2 separate regions of the Homo sapiens genome follow, and region 1 is linked to region 2. A link is an interaction called in ENCODE POLR2A ChIA-PET data of the cell type or tissue named here. Cell type or tissue: K562. All regions are shown on one strand.

Region 1 (8,000 bases), 760 kb after region 2:
TTTCCCGGGGAGAAACACCTGCCCACTTTTCTCTCAGCCTGGTGGTCATGAAGGGAGATGGTAAGGTCCGCTTTGACGGATCATGACACCCCGAGCTCATGTTAGAAAGGGAAGGGAGATGGCCTGGGGTCTATCTGTGGCCACACACAAAGTTGGACCTTAGGATGGGCTCCCTTTGCCACCTATGGCCTTCAGAAGGTCCCATCTGTGATGGTGGCTCCAGTGAGGAGGGAGTCCCCATTTCCAAGGGTCTCCCTTGCAGAGATGGCCAGGAACCGAGGGTGAGCACAAATTGGGGGTGGGCACAGCCTGACGAGGGCAGCTGCTTTGGGTTTTTTTCCTCCCTTGAATCAGAAGTTCAGATGCAGCGTTTCCCTGGGAATCTGGGCTTTTAATTTTTCTCTTTTCCTTTTTAAGTTTTTTATCAGCAGTGTTTTGTTTCACTGCCCCAAGTGGAACCGATGAGCGGGGTGCTACTGTGTGGTTGCCCCCACATCTGACTCACCTCAGTGCCCAGGATGGGAGCAAAGCACAGGTGAGCTGCCCCGCCAGGCCCCTGCGGAGGGGGTGCATGCATGGAGACAGCTGTGGGTGTGGAGGTAAAGCACTCCCATTCCAAGCCCATTGCCCAGAGGGGAGAGCTGGGGGACAGAGGTGAAAGCACTTCCAGACCAAGCCCGTTGCCCGGAGACCCCTTCTTGTTTCCGTGGCAGCAGCTGCTGACCTTTCCGACCTTTCCACCTGCGTTCTGAAACCAGCGTCTCTGGTTACAACCAAAGAGGTTGCTCAGTCACACTCCTGAAAGGCAAAAGGAGGTTGGCCAGTAAAAAAGATGTAAACCCTAGATGTAGTTCTTAGTGTGGAAGCCACAGGAGAACTTCCAATGTGGCCACGGGGATCGCCGAGGCTTTTATGCAGGTAACTGAGCTGGGTGACCAGCTGCCTGGTTAACAGTTGGGCAGAAGTGACCTATTGTTGTGCTCTGTGCTGTCTACTTACAGCTACCGCATAGCAACATGGTAGAGACTGTGACGTTTTGCTCGGCATCAGGTGAAGGCATTCGGGAGTAAGTTTCACAACAGAAGACAGGCTCAGAAGCAGATCATCCGAGTCGGGGGAGAGAGGCGGCGACTAGTCAGGCTCCCTCGAATCCCAGGCTGTGATTATTATCTGCAGCCTGTGTCACCCAGGATGAAAGGGGATGGAAAAGCCGTGCATACCCTTGGTGACAAAGCCACTCCTGCTCTTAAAGGCTGGAGCAGGACATCTGACACAATCCCAGGTCTCCATGGAGGCAGGGGCATGGCCGGCAGCTGTAGACCACAGCCTCCGGGCTCTGGCGTGGAGGAAGAAAAGGAAACCAGCACAGAATTTTTTTTTTTTTGAGACGGAGTCTGGCTCTGTCCCCAGGCTGGGGTGCAGTGGTGTGATCTTGGCTCACTGCAACCTCTGCCTCCAGGATTCAAGTGATTCTCCTACATCAGCCTCCTGAGTAGCTGGGATTACAGGTGCTGGCCACCACGCCAGGGTAATTTTTGTATTTTTAGTAGAGGCGGGGTTTCACCATGTTGGCCAAGCTGGTCTTGAACTCCTGACCTCATGATCAGCTCGCCTCAGCCTCCCAAAGTCTTGGGATTGCAGGCGTGACCCATCGCACCCGGCCAGCACAGAATATTTTTAATTGAAAAAGGAGGGGGCTGCTTTGTGAATTTTTTTTTTTTTTTTTGAGATAGAGTCTTGCTCTGTCCCCAGGCTGGAGTGCAGTGGTGCGATCTTGGCTCACTGCAACCTCTGCCTCCAGGATTCAAGCGATTCTCCTACATCAGCCTCCTGAGTAGCTGGGATTACAGGTGCTGGCCACCATGCAGGCTAATTTTTGTATTTTTAGTAGAGGCGGGGTTTCCCCATGTTGGCCAGGCTGGTTTCCTGACCTCAGGTGATCCTCCCTCCTCGGCCTCCCAAAGTGCTGGGATTACAGGTGTGAGCCACTGTGCCCAGCCCAACTTTGTGAAAATTCTAAAGGATCAAGAGCAGACTGGGAAAGTGGGACCTTGGTCTTTAAGGCTCAGCTTAGGGAGGTGACAGCTGTGTGCAGCCGTGTCCAGGAAGTGGTCCACGGTCAAGGGAGAACTCTGTAATCTGAGTGTGGAGAAAGGTATTGCACAGTCCCCAGACACCCCTAAACATTTCTTCAGAGCCATCTGAGAACCGGCCCTATCTGGGTCATTGCCATAGACAGAGGACACAGCTTGGGGTGCAGAGGACCCAGCCTGGCCCTGAGGCTGAACCATCTGAATAGATCCTGAACACTTGTGGAGACGGAGCTCTGCTGCCCCGAAACCCCGGGATGGACACAGGAAGACGAGCCCGTGCTTTGTACACCAAAGAAAATGACTGAGGAGTCTCAATCTATCGAGAGGTTTATTTTGCCTGGGTTGAGGACGTGCCCAGGGGAAAGTGTCGGCAAACCAGATCCGCAACTTCAGGAGAAGGATGGGCTCCGCGGGCTAGGCGGGTCCGAAGGAGCACAGTAGGACCTGCGGCCTGCACGATTTCCAAAGAGGGTTTGAGAACTTCCGTATTCAAAGAGGAAAGAGCAGACAGTAGGGAAAAATGGAAAGAAAAAAACGGGAGGGTGGATAAAAGAGGCCAGCGGTTGCATTCTTTTGAGGCGTTGATGAGCCTTCCCTGAATCCCCGTTTTACATGGGAAAGGTGGAAGAGGAACAGTAAACTGTGCATTCATCCTGTGCTCAGTGAACCTGCATCTTTATGGAAGAACAGTAGAGGAGGGAGTCAAAGATGCGTTTGTCTCCCGTGAGCGGAGGGAAGACTTCTAGTCCTGTCTTTGTCCCATACCTGTGCAGATAAGCTGTTAATTTACATTTTCAGGGTGAAATTCAGCAGAACTCTGTTTTAGGACAAAGTTCTTGGAAAAGAAAGAAAGAAAAAAGATGTGTTGCCTGTAATCCCAGCACTTTGGGAGGCCGAGGCAGGCAGATCACCTGTCAGGGGTTCGAGACCAGCCTGGCCAACATGGTGAAACCCCATCTCTACTAAAAATACAAAAATTAGCCAGGCGTGATGGCACGCGCCTGTAGTCCCAGCTACTTGGGAGGCTGAGGCAGGAGAATCACTTGAACCCGGGAGGTGGAGGCTGCAGTGAACCCAGACCCTGCCACTGCACTCCAGCCTGGGCAACAAGAGCGAAACCCCATCTCAAAAAAAAAAAAAAAAAGATCTTGGGGACCACAATGTATTTCCTTGTGAGCAAACAGTGAGGGGGGCCCCCTGGGGAGGGGAGTGGCCTTCTGTCTTTGCATCTGTCTATTTAGGAAGACACTGGGAGGTAGTTTTGGGTGACCCAGTTCCCAAGCTTAACTCTTCTTTTTGGCATAGTGAGTTTGGGGTCCTGAGATTTTTATTTTCCTTTTACCTCTTTAAGCTGGAGGAGAAGGAAACTTCTCAGGGATTATCCCAGCACATTATCTTATCTTCCTAGGCTTGAGATAAGACAGAACTGCCTTTGGGCTGCCTGTGTCCCTGGGAGTCCAGAGACCCTGGGTCATATGGCCGGGCAGATGGCAGAGAAAGCTCCATTCAAAATGTCCTGCTCCAAACCTGAGATTCTTATCCTGTCTTAGTAAAACTTGTAAAAATGTGATGGATACATTACAATCTCTGTAACCGCCCAAAGAGTTCACCTTGCCTGCTGTGTAGATAGCGCCATTTTATCAAGACAGAGGAATTGCAGTGGAGAAAGAATAATTCATGCAGAGCCGGCTGTGCAGGAGACCGGAGTTTTATCGTTACTCAAATCAGTCTCCCCGAGCACTGGGGGATGAGAGTTTTTAAGGACAGCGTGGTGGGTGGGGGGAAGCCAGTGAGCCGGGAGTGCTGACTGGTCGGAAATGAAATAGGGAGTCATAGCTGTCTTCTTGCGCTGAGTCAGTTCCTGGGTGGGGCCCACAAGATCAGATGAGCCAGTTTATCGATCTGGGTGGTGCCGGCTGATCCATCAAGTGCAGGATCTGCAAAATAGTTCAAGCACTGGTCTTAGGTTTTACAATCGTGATTTTATCTCCGGGAGCAGTTTGGGGAGAGTCAGAATCTTGCAGCCTCCAGCGACATGACACCTAACCGTAATTTCTAATCTTGTGGCTAATTTGTTAGTCCTACAAAGGCAGTCTAGTCCCCAGGCAAGAAGGGGTTTTGTTTTGGGAAAGGGCTGTTATTCTCTTTGTATCAAACTATAAACTATTAATATAAACTAAATTCCTCCCAAGGGGAGTTCAGCCTACACCCAGGAATGCACAAGGACAGCTTGGAGCTTAGAAGCAAGTGGAGTTGGTTCATCTCTTTCACTGGCTCATAATTTTGCAACGGCGGTTTCATCTCTACCCTGACAATACCTTTTAGTTTTCTTACCCACTGGGGTCGAGACTTAATTGAAGACCTCAGACGGACAGCATAACACGGAACCTGAGACCTTGATTTGCGGGGACAGGCTTAAAGTGTATTCTGGAGTTGGTGCCCCCACCCCAGGGGCCGGCTCAGAGGGTTCACTTTCCAGCCTAACGGCAGGGGAACCAGAGGCTGCCGACCTGGATCTCACCTTGATGGAGGTCTTGTCACCTTCCTCCTTGGCTGGAGAGACAGACTGTGGATGCTCTCCTGCTGGCCACCCAAAAACAACAAACAGACAAACAAATATGAATGAGGAAAACTTGAAGAGGCCCCACGTGCCAGAGGTGGGACAGCTTGAGATTTGGTGAGGATAATTGCAGTGGCTCAAAACCCATAAAGAAGTTTAAGTCCATGAGTTCACCGTAATCTGAAACAAAAACAAAAACAAAAACAAATTGATCATCTTTGGAGGCTAACAATCAATTCATTATCTAGAGACAGGTAAGTAAAAATTCAGCATTGCTCCTGCCCATATCGGGGAGTCTTTTTTTTTTTTAAGCAATCCAACTAATAAATGAAAGAAGATTGGGAGGCCAAGGCGGGCAGATCATAAGGTCAGGAGTTTGAGACCAGCCTGACCAATATGGTGAAGCCCCATCTGTACTAAAAGTACAAAAATTAGCCAGGCGTGGTGGCACATACCTGTAATCCCAGCTACTCCGGAGGCTGAGGCAGGAGAATTGCTTGAACCTGGGAGGTGGAGGTTGCAGTGAGCTGAGACAGAGTAAGACTGTGTCTCAAAAAAAATTAAAAAAAAAAAAAAGAATGGTAGAATTAGAATATCACCATTTGGCAACCCCTGGTGAATGAATGAGTGTAGGTAATGCAGCCACTGACCCCTCGAAAAGGGGGAGCATCCAGCTTCTGTGCCCTTGATAAAGAGCTGCAGGGGATGGCCAGGCGCGGTTGCTCACGCCTGTAATCCCAGCACTTTGGGAGGCCGAGGCGGGCAGATCATGAGGTCATGAGATCGAGACCATCCTGGCTAACACGGTGAAACCCCATCTCTACTAAAAATAAAAAAAATTAGCCAGGGGTGGTGGTGGGTGCCTGTAGTTCCAGCTACTAAGGGAGGCTGCTGAGGCAGGAGAATGGCATGAACCCGGGAGGCAGAGGTTGCAGTGAGCCGAGACCACGCCACTGCACTCCAGCCTGGGCGACAGAGCGAGACTCCGTCTCAAAAAAACAAAAAAAAAAGAGAGATGCAGGGCCTGGGTGTGATCGGGCCCCTGGCCCCAGCCCCTGGCTCCAGCTGCCTCCTTGCAGGAAACCCACTGGACAAGGGAGGAGGTGTTGATCTGTGAGGGGCAGCCAGCAACCACTCTCACTGTGGGGAACTTGGCAGAGGACAGCCCCAGGTATTCACCAGATCGACTGTAAGGAAAAGAAAGGGATGGCGTGGAAGCTGTAGGGGAAAGAGATTTAAAAGACACATCAGATAAAAAAGTGGCTCAGACTAAACTGTCATGTTTAAAGATAGAGATATTAAATAATTTGACCTAAATGAAAGTGTAGAGAAGCACAAGGGAGAGAAGATCCTGTCAGGACGGTGATGACTTTGGGGGCTGGGAGAGGGCTGTGGCCATGAGGGTGCTGTGGAGGGGGCCTGGAGTGGCTGGCAAAGCTCTTGGCTTGCGTGGTGGTGACAAAAAGTGTCTGCCCTATCAAAGTCCATGAAGCTTGGCTGGGCACGGTTGCTCATGCCTGTAATACCAGGCTTTGGGAGGCCAAAGTGGGAGGATCGCTTGAGCCCAGGAGTTTGAGACCAGCCTGAGCAACATAGTGAGACCTCATCTCTACAGAAGATTTAAAAATCAGCAGGGCATGGTGCTGTGCACCTGTAATCTCAGCTACTCTGGAGACTGAGACAGGAGGATCTCTTGAGCCCAGGAGGTCAAGGCTGCAGTGAGCTGTGATTGTTCCACTGCACTCCAGCCTGGGCAATAGAGCAAGACACTGTCTTAAAAAAAAAAAAAAAAAGGCCGGGCGCAGTGGTTCACACCTGTAATCCCAGCACTTTGGGAGGCTGAGGCGGGCGGATCACAAGGTCAGGAGATCGAGACCATCCTGGCCAACATGGTGAAACCCTGTCTGTACTAAAAATACAAAAATTAGCTGGGCGTGGTGGCGCGTGCCTGTAATCCCAGCTACTTGGGAGGCTTAGGCAGGAGAATCGCTTGAACCAGGGAGGCAGAGGTTGCAGTGAATGGAGATCGCGCCACTGCACTCTAGCCTGGCGACAAAGTGATACTCTGTCTCAAAAAAAAAAAAAAGAAAAAAAAAAAGATTTCATTAAGCTAAAAAAAAAAAAAAAAGTCTCTGATGGTTTCCTAGTATGGTTTGAATGGAGCCGGAAACCCCCATAGCCCACCCACCTACCTTCAAGAGCTCATCCCTCACATTCTCCCTCTTCTGCCTCCCCGGGGGGTGGGTGCATCCACTGCTTTCCCCACTGCAGGCGCTTTGCACGGATTTGACCTTCTAAAGGCAACGTTGCACCCACAGTTTGCAGGAGACCTGCCTCCATCTCCTTTCTCCCAGAGAGAAGCAGTCATATTTCCTGCAGTGGGTTATTTAGCACTTACTGCTGGGACCCCCCTAGGCCCTGAGATGAGGACCTGGGGACCAGGGACCCCAGGAGGCCCAGTGAGGGAAGGGTGTGAGACATCTGGGGAGGAAAGCCAGTGGAAGGGTGACGGCCATGGGCAGCTGGGCTCAGGCTCCTGGGGGCCGTGGGGAACGTGCCTCGGAACTTCCCTCTGAGGGCTGAGGGAGCCGGGATCGCCCATCGACTCCCATTCCTCAGTAGCTGATGTCCGCCCCTGGGCCGTGAGCCCCTGCCAGGTCCGGCAGCTCCGGCAGCAGGTGAATGTCCTCCCGCGGGACACGGGAAGCCAGGGGTAGAGACGAAACCGTCTGAGGTGACCTCTGGGGTACGGCAGCATCTCTCATTCCCTCCTGCCCTGCGTGGAGTCCATCCCGTCCTGTCGCTGATTCTTCAAGTGACAATTTCTGGGAGGGCTGGTGGCACACATGCCAGTTCCCACCACCACCACCGTGGCCTTGGCGCCACGGCCGACTCTCATTCTAGAGCCCGTCACCCCGTGCTCCTGCTGGTCTGGGTCACTTGCTGGCTGGGCTGTCTGATGTCATGGCTGAGGCTTCCACCCCAGGGACCTTCCCCCGGCCAGACGGTGGTTGCTGCAGTGACCTGTTTACTGTTTGCTTTGGGCAAAGCACCAAGGGTAGTGGAAAAGGTGGATAAAACGAATGAGAAGATGGAGGCTTTGACCCGGCAATGGAGCCCTCGGGAAAGGATGGACAGGCCGCATCGGAATCGCAGATTCGCTGGAGTGCACTTCGCATAAAAGCCCCTGGATACAGCTGAGGAAAGACTCAGGGACCAATGCTGAGATTGACTGAGAGAAATGATCCAAATGGAAGCACAGAGAAGGAGAAAGAGAGATAAACCAGCTAAACCAGCCTGGAGCTGGAAACGTGTGGGGTGAGGCCCACAGGCCGCAGGGGCCTGCG
Region 2 (8,000 bases):
CTTGGTGGGGTGCAGCCCCCATCCTGGCCCTGACCCTGACTGCCAGTGACTTCGGACCCAGAGGGAGACTGGCTGCTCCCTCAGCTACGGTGGCTGCGAAGTTCCATACATCATCCTTACGATGGAAACTGCTCTCCACAGCCCAGTTCCTCCCGAAGCTGAGGCCAGAGAGTGTCGCTGATGAAAATGTTCATAGAGGAAGTGCCTGCAGGTGCTGAGCCGGAGACCCATGCCTTTCTGTGTGCCCGGAGTCCGTGGTCTTGGATGTGGAGAAGAGACGGCTCAGCCTTGGCCACCACTGGGCCATGCTGCCTCTGTAGCCACCAGAGCTCCACGGGTCGCCTGGGTGTGACCCAGCGCGAGGGAGAGGGGAGCAGGTGGTCTTCAGGGCTCTGGCTGATGCCAGCGCTCTATGCTTGCTGGCCACCCAGCTCACTGGCCACCGTCTTCCTTCACTCAGACGTCGTGGTGGTTATGAGTTCTCCACGCACATCAGTGGCTGCCCGTGGCTGTTGAGACAAAGAACAAAGTCTGCACCAAGATCTGCAGCCTCTTGTGAACCGGCCCGAGCCCAGCTCAGGGCTTCCCCTCGTCTTCCGTATGACGGTGTCCCTGACTCCAGGTGCTCCCGCGGCCGCCTCCCCTTCTGCCCTGCCAGCCTGAGTTGTCTTCTCTCCTTCTCTCCTTCCTTGGTCGTCACTCCCCGTAAGGGCCCAGCAGTGTCCCTGGTCTTGCATCCCCAGCACATGCTTGTCAGTCCCTGCAGGTGTGGCCGTCGTGGGGACGTGGCCTTTGAGTGGGCATGTTGGTCCTGGCCCTCCTCCGGGGGGTGTGCTGTGCCAGCACTCGTGCCTTTGACCCCGCCGATCCTCACACTGCCCTTGGGAGATGGATCTTCCTTGGCATCTCCATTTTACAGATGGAGCAACTGAGGCAAGAAGAGATTGTTACTTGCCCCAATTCTCAAAACCCAGTAAGCAGCAGAGCTGGATGTGAAGCTGCCTGGCTGGGTCTCCACCTGCAAGGAGGGTCTGCTGAGCATGGGCCATGGGCGGGGGAACCAGTTGAACAGCGGTCAGGGTAGACTCAGATGAAGTGGCATTCGGATGGAGACCTGGAAGGCAAATAGGAACGAGCCCGGTAAAGGGAGCGGGGGTCACACAGTCCAGACATGACTGGAGCAAGACTCGCCTGTGGTCGCTGGGGTGTGGCGCGATGAGGCTGGGGCGGGCGCAGTGGAGCTGGGGGGCCTCGTGGAGACCAGCCTTGCTCCCAAGCTGGGGTGTGGCGCGATGAGGCTGGGGCGGGCGCAGTGGAGCTGGGGGGCCTTGTGGAGACCAGCCTTGCTCCCAAGCCGGGGATGGCCATCGGGGCTTCCTCCAGGGCCCTGCTTCCGTCTCCACCTGCTGATGCGAGGTTCACAGGAGAGGTCTTAGTGACAGCAGCCTCACGCCCAGGAAGGTTCCTGGGTGCCAGCGTGCTAGCTCTGAAGGGGCTGTGTGAACTCTGTCACTTTTTTCTCCATAAAGTGTCTCTGTCAGGCCAAGAAGAATTTGCCACCGTTGCTCTAGGATGGTGCGTTGTCAACGCTGAGCTGGAAAAGGTGTGGGACATCTGCCGGACATCTGGGCGGCCCTCCAGGGGCTCAGTTAGAAGGGCAGCACTCCCGTTACGTGTGCAGTTGACCCTCAGACAACTTGCGGGCTGGGGGTGCCAGCTCCTGTACAGTCAAAAATGTGTATATAACCTGCGACTCCCCAAAAACTGAGCTCATAGCCCACCGTTGACTGGAAGCCTTACCAGTGACAAACGGTCGATTGACACAAACTTTGTGTGTTACACGTGTTCCGTACTGTGTTCTTACAGTAAAGGAAGCTAGAGAAGATCGTCGCACAAAAGAGAAGTAGGCCTTCTGCTCAGGAAGTGCCCCAGGTGGAGCCACGTGAAGGCCTTTGTCCTGGCCAGGCTGCCCCAGGTGGAGCCTCGTGAAGGCCTTTGTCCCGGCCAGGCTGCCCCAGGTGGAGCCTCGTGAAGACCTTTGTCCTGCCCCAGGTTGCAGCGGCAGAGGAGGTGGAGGCAGTAGAGGGGAGGCAGGCGTGTTCCGTGTCACTTCATGGAGGTACGTTGTGCCTTCTGTCTGGCTTTCTTGCTTTTTATTTCTCTAAACGGTTTCTGTGTGGTCCCAGTCTTCCTTCCACTGTTTGCTTTAGTTTTAGTGCCTGTTTTAGAAAAGGGTCCGTGTCATAGAAGAAAGCAAAAACCGTCTCGAGTGTTGAGAGTCCTGCCAGGTGATGGTGCGTTTGTGTTTGGCACTGGTGAGGAGGCACTTGGCTCCACAGCGTCGTCTTCTGTTCTCTTGAGTTGCTGCACGATTCGTCTCATGGAACCCTTCTCCCCTCCCTTTTGACCACATCCACGACCTCTCGTGGTTTCCTTGATTGGCTCTGTCATAAATCCCGTGAGGTCAGACACAGCCTGTGGACACAGTTTTCTCCAGCGGGAGTTTGTGTGGGCTCGACAGCCTTCACGGCTCTTCCTATAACAACGATGGCGTCTTCAGTGGTGCAGTCCTTCCAGCTGTCATCATGTTTCCTCTGTGAGGTTCTCTGCCACCGTGTTGGCCGTCCTGAGAGGACTGTGTAATGAGCCCTAAAGGGCCTTAGGACCCCAGATCTAGAGTAAGGCTCATTGTGTTTGGGGAGCAGGTAGACTGATGAAGCCTTCGGTGTTGAACTCATGAGTTCTTCGTGGCCAGGGGCATTCAGCAAGATGAAATCACTGTAAAAGGCAGTCCCTTACTGGAAGGTACTTCCTGGCTTCAGGGACAAAGCATCTGGAAAAGTGTTTCTCATTGCCCAGGCCTTCTCGTGCAACCAGAAGACTGGCAGCTGCTGTTTGTCTTTCTTGTTCGAGGCTCAGGGTTAGCGGCTTTATAGCTAAGGGCAGTCCTGCTGATACACCCGGCAGCGTGTGCACAAACAGCAGAGTCAGCCTCTCCCGACTGGTGCTCGCTCCTCTTCCTTCCTAATTCATGTCCTTTGTGGCATTTTTTCCCTAATAGGGCACTTGCGCCTGCATAAAAATACCTGTTCAGGCAGATGTCCTTTCTCCTCCATGATTTTCTTTTTTTTTCTTTTTTCTTTTTTTTTTTTTTTTTTTTTGAGACAGGTTCTCACTCTACCCAGGCTGGAGTGCAGTGGTGCAATCTCGGCTCACCGCAGCCTTGACCTCCTGAGCTCAAGTAGTTCTCCCATCTCAACCTGCTGAGTAGCTGGGACCACCGTGCCTGGCTAATTTTAAAATTTTTTGCAGAGACAGGGACTCCCTATGTTGCCCAGGCTGGTCTTAAACTCCTGGGCTCAAGTGATCCACCGGCCTCAGCCTCACAAAGTGCTTGGATTATAGCCATGAGCCTCCAGGCCCCGACTTACGCTGTATCCTGACAGTGGTTTACCTTTCTCTGTACTGTGAATGGTGCTGTGTGTGGTCTGTAAGTTTTGCGTGTGTGAGTTTTGATGCATTGTAACTTTTTATAATAGATTTGTATATATTTTGTGGTAGTAAATGATAAAACAGCATCTACATATGGTCTCTGCATTCATGACATGCCTTTTCTTAATTTTTTGTATATTTCTAGGCCGTGTGGCTCATCTGCAAGTTTTTTCAAATTGTCACATATCTCCAAAAAATTTCCCAATACATTTGTTGAAAAAATGTGCGTATTTAAGTGGACACACGCAGTTTAAAGACATATTGGTCAAGGTGACCCCTTCCCATGTGTCACGAAGAGGAGGGGACAGGAGGTGAGGGAGGCTGCCTGCCCTGTGCGGAAAGCGCTCACTGCACAGCCTCAACGGTTCCTGCAAACTGCCACGCGAAGTGCAAGGAAGACGGCAGGTCCTCAGATAACGACATTTCTGTCAACGTCATTTCCTTATAACGTGGATGAGAGAAAAAAAACTGGTTTTGTTATGTGTCCTTCCCCTTCAAGCCACCGTTTCCAGGAGCCTGTCAGTGACACGAAGTGAGGACTTCCTTAGTTTCCTCTGCCTCCCTGTTTATGTGTCTGAGGGTCAGTGGGTGGGACAGTTCCAGAGCAGAGGTTTCTCTTCGCTGGGAGAGCCTGGCAGATGGGACCTGCGGAGGAGGCGGAGAGGGTGGAGGGGGTGGAGGGGGTGGAGAGGGTGGAGGGGGTGGAGGGGGCGGATTGCCGGCCCTGAGGCTCGCTCTCCCTCTCTCGGCCTCTGAGGACTTGGAGCTCGGTGTCCTCATCTGCCAAGTAGGGGCGGTGACATTCACACCACAGCCTTTGATGGAAGCTCAAAAGGAATAAGGTGGGTCCGGGTGCTTCCAAAGCATTAAGGGCTGAAGAAACTGCACGGAGGCCATGGTAGCGGGCTGGGTAAGGAGCGATCAGTGTGGGGCTGTGAGGGGCACTGCCCTTCTGCCGCGTCATTTCGCACAAGCCCCTGAGCACTGGCCAGGGGCCTCCTATGTGTGGGGATGGGCCGCCAGGCTGATTGGACACGGATCCCTGCCTTCCAAGGGCAGAGCCCTCTGGTCTAGTGGAGAGACGGTGTGAAATATGTTGGGAAGATGAAGATCTTTTGCTTTTGCAAAGCCTTGGTTTTCTACATGTTGAAGGAGGCAGCGTGTCCTGCGGGAGCCTTTGTAAGGGAGTTGGTGGAATGATTCCTCCACAGGTGTTTGCCTCAGGGCGTAGCTGATGCATGTTTGGGCTGCAGCATGTCACCTGCGTGACGGGGAGTCTTCATTCGCCACGGTAGGATGGGGGCGTATTCTGGTCACACGCTAGTCGGAGTCGGGCACGCCTGTTAGGACGTTTGCCCTCCATGCTCGAGGTGTGTGCTATGCGGACCTGACGGACTTTGGAGCCTTCCTCGGCCTCTGTGAGCATCAGTTTCCCCGTCTGTAGGATCCTGCGTTTGTCACCAGGCCACTCCCGTGGTAGATAATTTGGTCAGAAAGCTTTGTCAACTGTAAAGGGCTGTGTAAATTTACTTCCCATGGAAACAAGGCCGGTCGGAGGCTTTTCCTGCCAATGAAACTAGGCCTGGGCAGGGGGTCAGGGAAGTCCTTGCTGAGGTGTTACCTGTGTTCAAATTGTGAAATAGATGGGAAAGCAACCAGGAACAGATCAGTGGAAAGAGTTCCACCAGGGAGGAGACAGGGCAGAGGCCCAGGGGTGGTGGGACGGAGGTCAGGCCTGTGCATGGCTGGAGGGGAGAGGAGGGGACAAGTGAGCGGAGCAGTGCTGGGTCTGGCGGATCCTCTGGAGGCCGGGACTCTCCCAGGCGCCTTCCAGCTCGGTTCAGAATGTTAGAATTATGTACTTAAGTCTTGATTTGAGTGTTTACTGGCTTATCATGGAAGAGTAACAGGTAGAAACAACCAGCAGACATTTGGTCTTGGGAATCTGAAGCCTCATTGGGGACAGCCTGTGAGGAGCCAGTGACAGGGTGGATTTGTGGCCCGACGTGATAAGGATGCCGTCACGGAGGCCGAGTACTGAGGCTCATGTGTTTTTGGGCAGCGCCCTGCGGTGGATGAGCTTGTTGGGAGTGGGGCACAGGAATCAGAGCAGTTGTGAGGCCTGGGTCGGATCATGCCTCTGTTCCTCCTGGGCTCAGCCCTTTGGCACCTGGGATTCTGCATTCCAGGTGTTACAGAGTTGTTTACTGCAGGGCTGACAGCCATTCCCACCGGCCACATTTGAACTCTTCACATTCTCTCTAGCGCTGCCTGAGATTCAGGAGAATTATTTAATTTTAGGGTTTTTTGAGATAGAGTCTCGCTCTGGCGCCAGGCTGGAGTGCAGTGGCGCTATCTTGGCTCACTGCAGCCTCCTCCTCCCGGGTTCATGCCATTCTCTTGCCTCAGCTTCCCAAGTAGCTGGGACTACAGGCACGCACCACCACGCCCGGCTAATTTTTGTATTTTTAGTAGAGACGGGGTTTTACCATGTTGGCCAGGATGGTCTCTATCTCTTGACCTCGTGATCTGCCTGCCTTGACCTCCCAAAGTGCTAGGATTACAGGCGTGAGCCACCACGCCCGGCCAGGAGGGTTATTTAAAAAGAGCAGCACCACCTGGCCTGGGCCCAGACTGTCCAAGCGGCCTTCACCTGAGGTGCCGGGAGAGTTCCACGGTCGCTGTGCAGGGCTCTGTGTTGCCACCTTGTACCAAGATCTACGGGAAGATAGAAACTAGGAAACATGCAGGAGAGGTGGCCAGAGGAGGGCAGGGTGTGATGTGGCCAGCAAGTGCCTGGGGCAGCAGGGATGTGCTGTGTGTTTGTTTGTGTAGGTAACATGCCCTAAGACAAATCTGAGAAACCACAGATGGGACCAGATCCCACCGTGAAAACCAAATCCTGGCAAACATCTTGGAACGTTTTCTTCTTCCCGTCTTTTGTTTTTGCTGTTTCTAGGCCGGCTTGATGATGTCACACGGCCGTGATTCTGTTGTGTGTGCAGTCTGGGCTCTCAGAGCAACTTTTTGTTTTGTTACATGTTCTTTCTGGGCACAAAGGTGCTTTTTTTTAAAAAAAGTGTGGAATAAAAATGTGTTATAGAAATTCCCAATAAACAGAATGAAACCATGTGGAATTGTGAGCCAGATAAAAGGCCACAGAAATGAGACACTTCGCCAGGATGCACGGGCTGAGGAGCCGGGGCTGTGGAGGGGTCCGCCCGTGAGCTGCCCACGGCGGGGCTGCTGGGAGCACCTCCTGTTTCCGCGTCCCGTGCCGTCTGCTGCGCTGACTGGGTGAGAGCATGAACCCTTCTTCCTCAGTTCCATGTGGTCTGAGGCTTGGGCAAGGAGTGGCCGGGGATGCAGAGAGCTCGTGTCGCTTCTCCCTCATCCACTGAAAGTGGCCTCAAAACCTGAATTGGTTTCACTTAGCCAGCGTAAGCGGGAACGGTATTTGGTCATTGTTTCTGAAAGAGGTTTCTTTCTTTTTTATTTTTAAATTACAGGGAGAAAAGGCCAGTATCTGAAACAGAGCTGTGGTATATTATGTAGAAAAATAGCAATCTGAACCGCTAACACACACAAGCCTTCATATTTGTACAGAGTCTGGTGATATGTTCCGTCTCTTCCAGGCATGCTTTTAACAGAACCTCTGGAGTTTGAGATCATAGCTCGCTCTCAGAAAAGACTCTTACTCTTTTTACATGATTTATAGTGGAATCATTGATTTAGACAAGTGGGCAGAATCGGAATACAAGGCAAAAAAGAGCCTCATCAGTATCTCAGTGACAGGCAGACATAACGTTCCCTCCCGTTCAGAAATCACTGGGCTTCCGGTCACAAGGCTGTGCCAGGGCAGCACCCCACGTGGCTGGCTCCATTCCTCCAGGCAGGTCCATTTGCTGGGTGCCTGGGTCTCGCCTCTGCACCTGCCTCTCCCACGGTGCGGCGTGCCCTGCCACACTGCCGACTCTGCTGAGGCCTCCAGGCTCCAGGATAGCCAGCACCCATCCCTTGACCCAGTGGTGCCCCTTTAGGCTGTCCCCTCAAAGTCTCAGGGCCTGGAAGGACCCCTACAGAGTGAGGAGCCAGGAAATATTTGTGAATTGTTGGCAGTGCAATTTTTACATCCCAGAGGAAGAACACAAATCTTTTAAAAAGAAAACCTCACTGGTCAGCTTCGGAAACCATGACTTTGATACTGGTGACTGAAGCACGAGCCAGGCACTCCCCTTCCTCATGTGAGTCATTCCGCTGGGTTGCAGTGAGGGCAGGTCTCTCTTTACAGAATTGTCCCAGCTCATCATGAGCAAACGGTGAGAGATGACACGTCACCATTTCACTGCAGCCCTGGTGCATTAATGCATTTAGGTCGTGATCACTAAGGAGAGAGGCGTCGCTTGCCTCTGGGTGGAAGCATGTTCCACTACCTACAAAGTAATGTCACCAAACAAATCAGACAAGAATCTAGATCTGAGTGCCCTGTTACAGAAATGCCAGGAGTC

What was found. Peaks named below come from ENCODE experiments on the same cell type or tissue, not always from the same donor. Only the 100,000 strongest peaks of a DNase experiment are listed, where the experiment ranks them.
Region 1: POLR2A ChIA-PET joins it to region 2 with 5 read pairs; 1 of 35 experiments calls an interaction of 5 or more read pairs at or near these places.

What each region holds. Positions count from the first base shown.
Region 1 is chr9:135,464,995-135,472,994 of GRCh38, reverse strand. It overlaps PPP1R26-AS1 (PPP1R26 antisense RNA 1), which reads left to right and starts at 746. Exons shown (of 3, transcript NR_038969.1): 1 at 746-918; 2 at 4,286-4,907. RefSeq lists an enhancer at 7,373-8,000. In K562, no CTCF peak of the experiment used is centred here; DNase peaks (open chromatin) are centred at 1,144, 3,874 and 4,534; H3K4me3 peaks cover 1,019 bases.
Region 2 is chr9:136,228,079-136,236,078 of GRCh38, reverse strand. The region is part of intron 1 of QSOX2 (quiescin sulfhydryl oxidase 2); the gene reads left to right. Among named protein-coding and RNA genes, the nearest start is that of QSOX2, 14 kb to the left of the region's middle. RefSeq lists an enhancer at 6,755-7,954. In K562, no CTCF peak of the experiment used is centred here; DNase peaks (open chromatin) are centred at 3,978, 4,178, 5,473 and 7,759.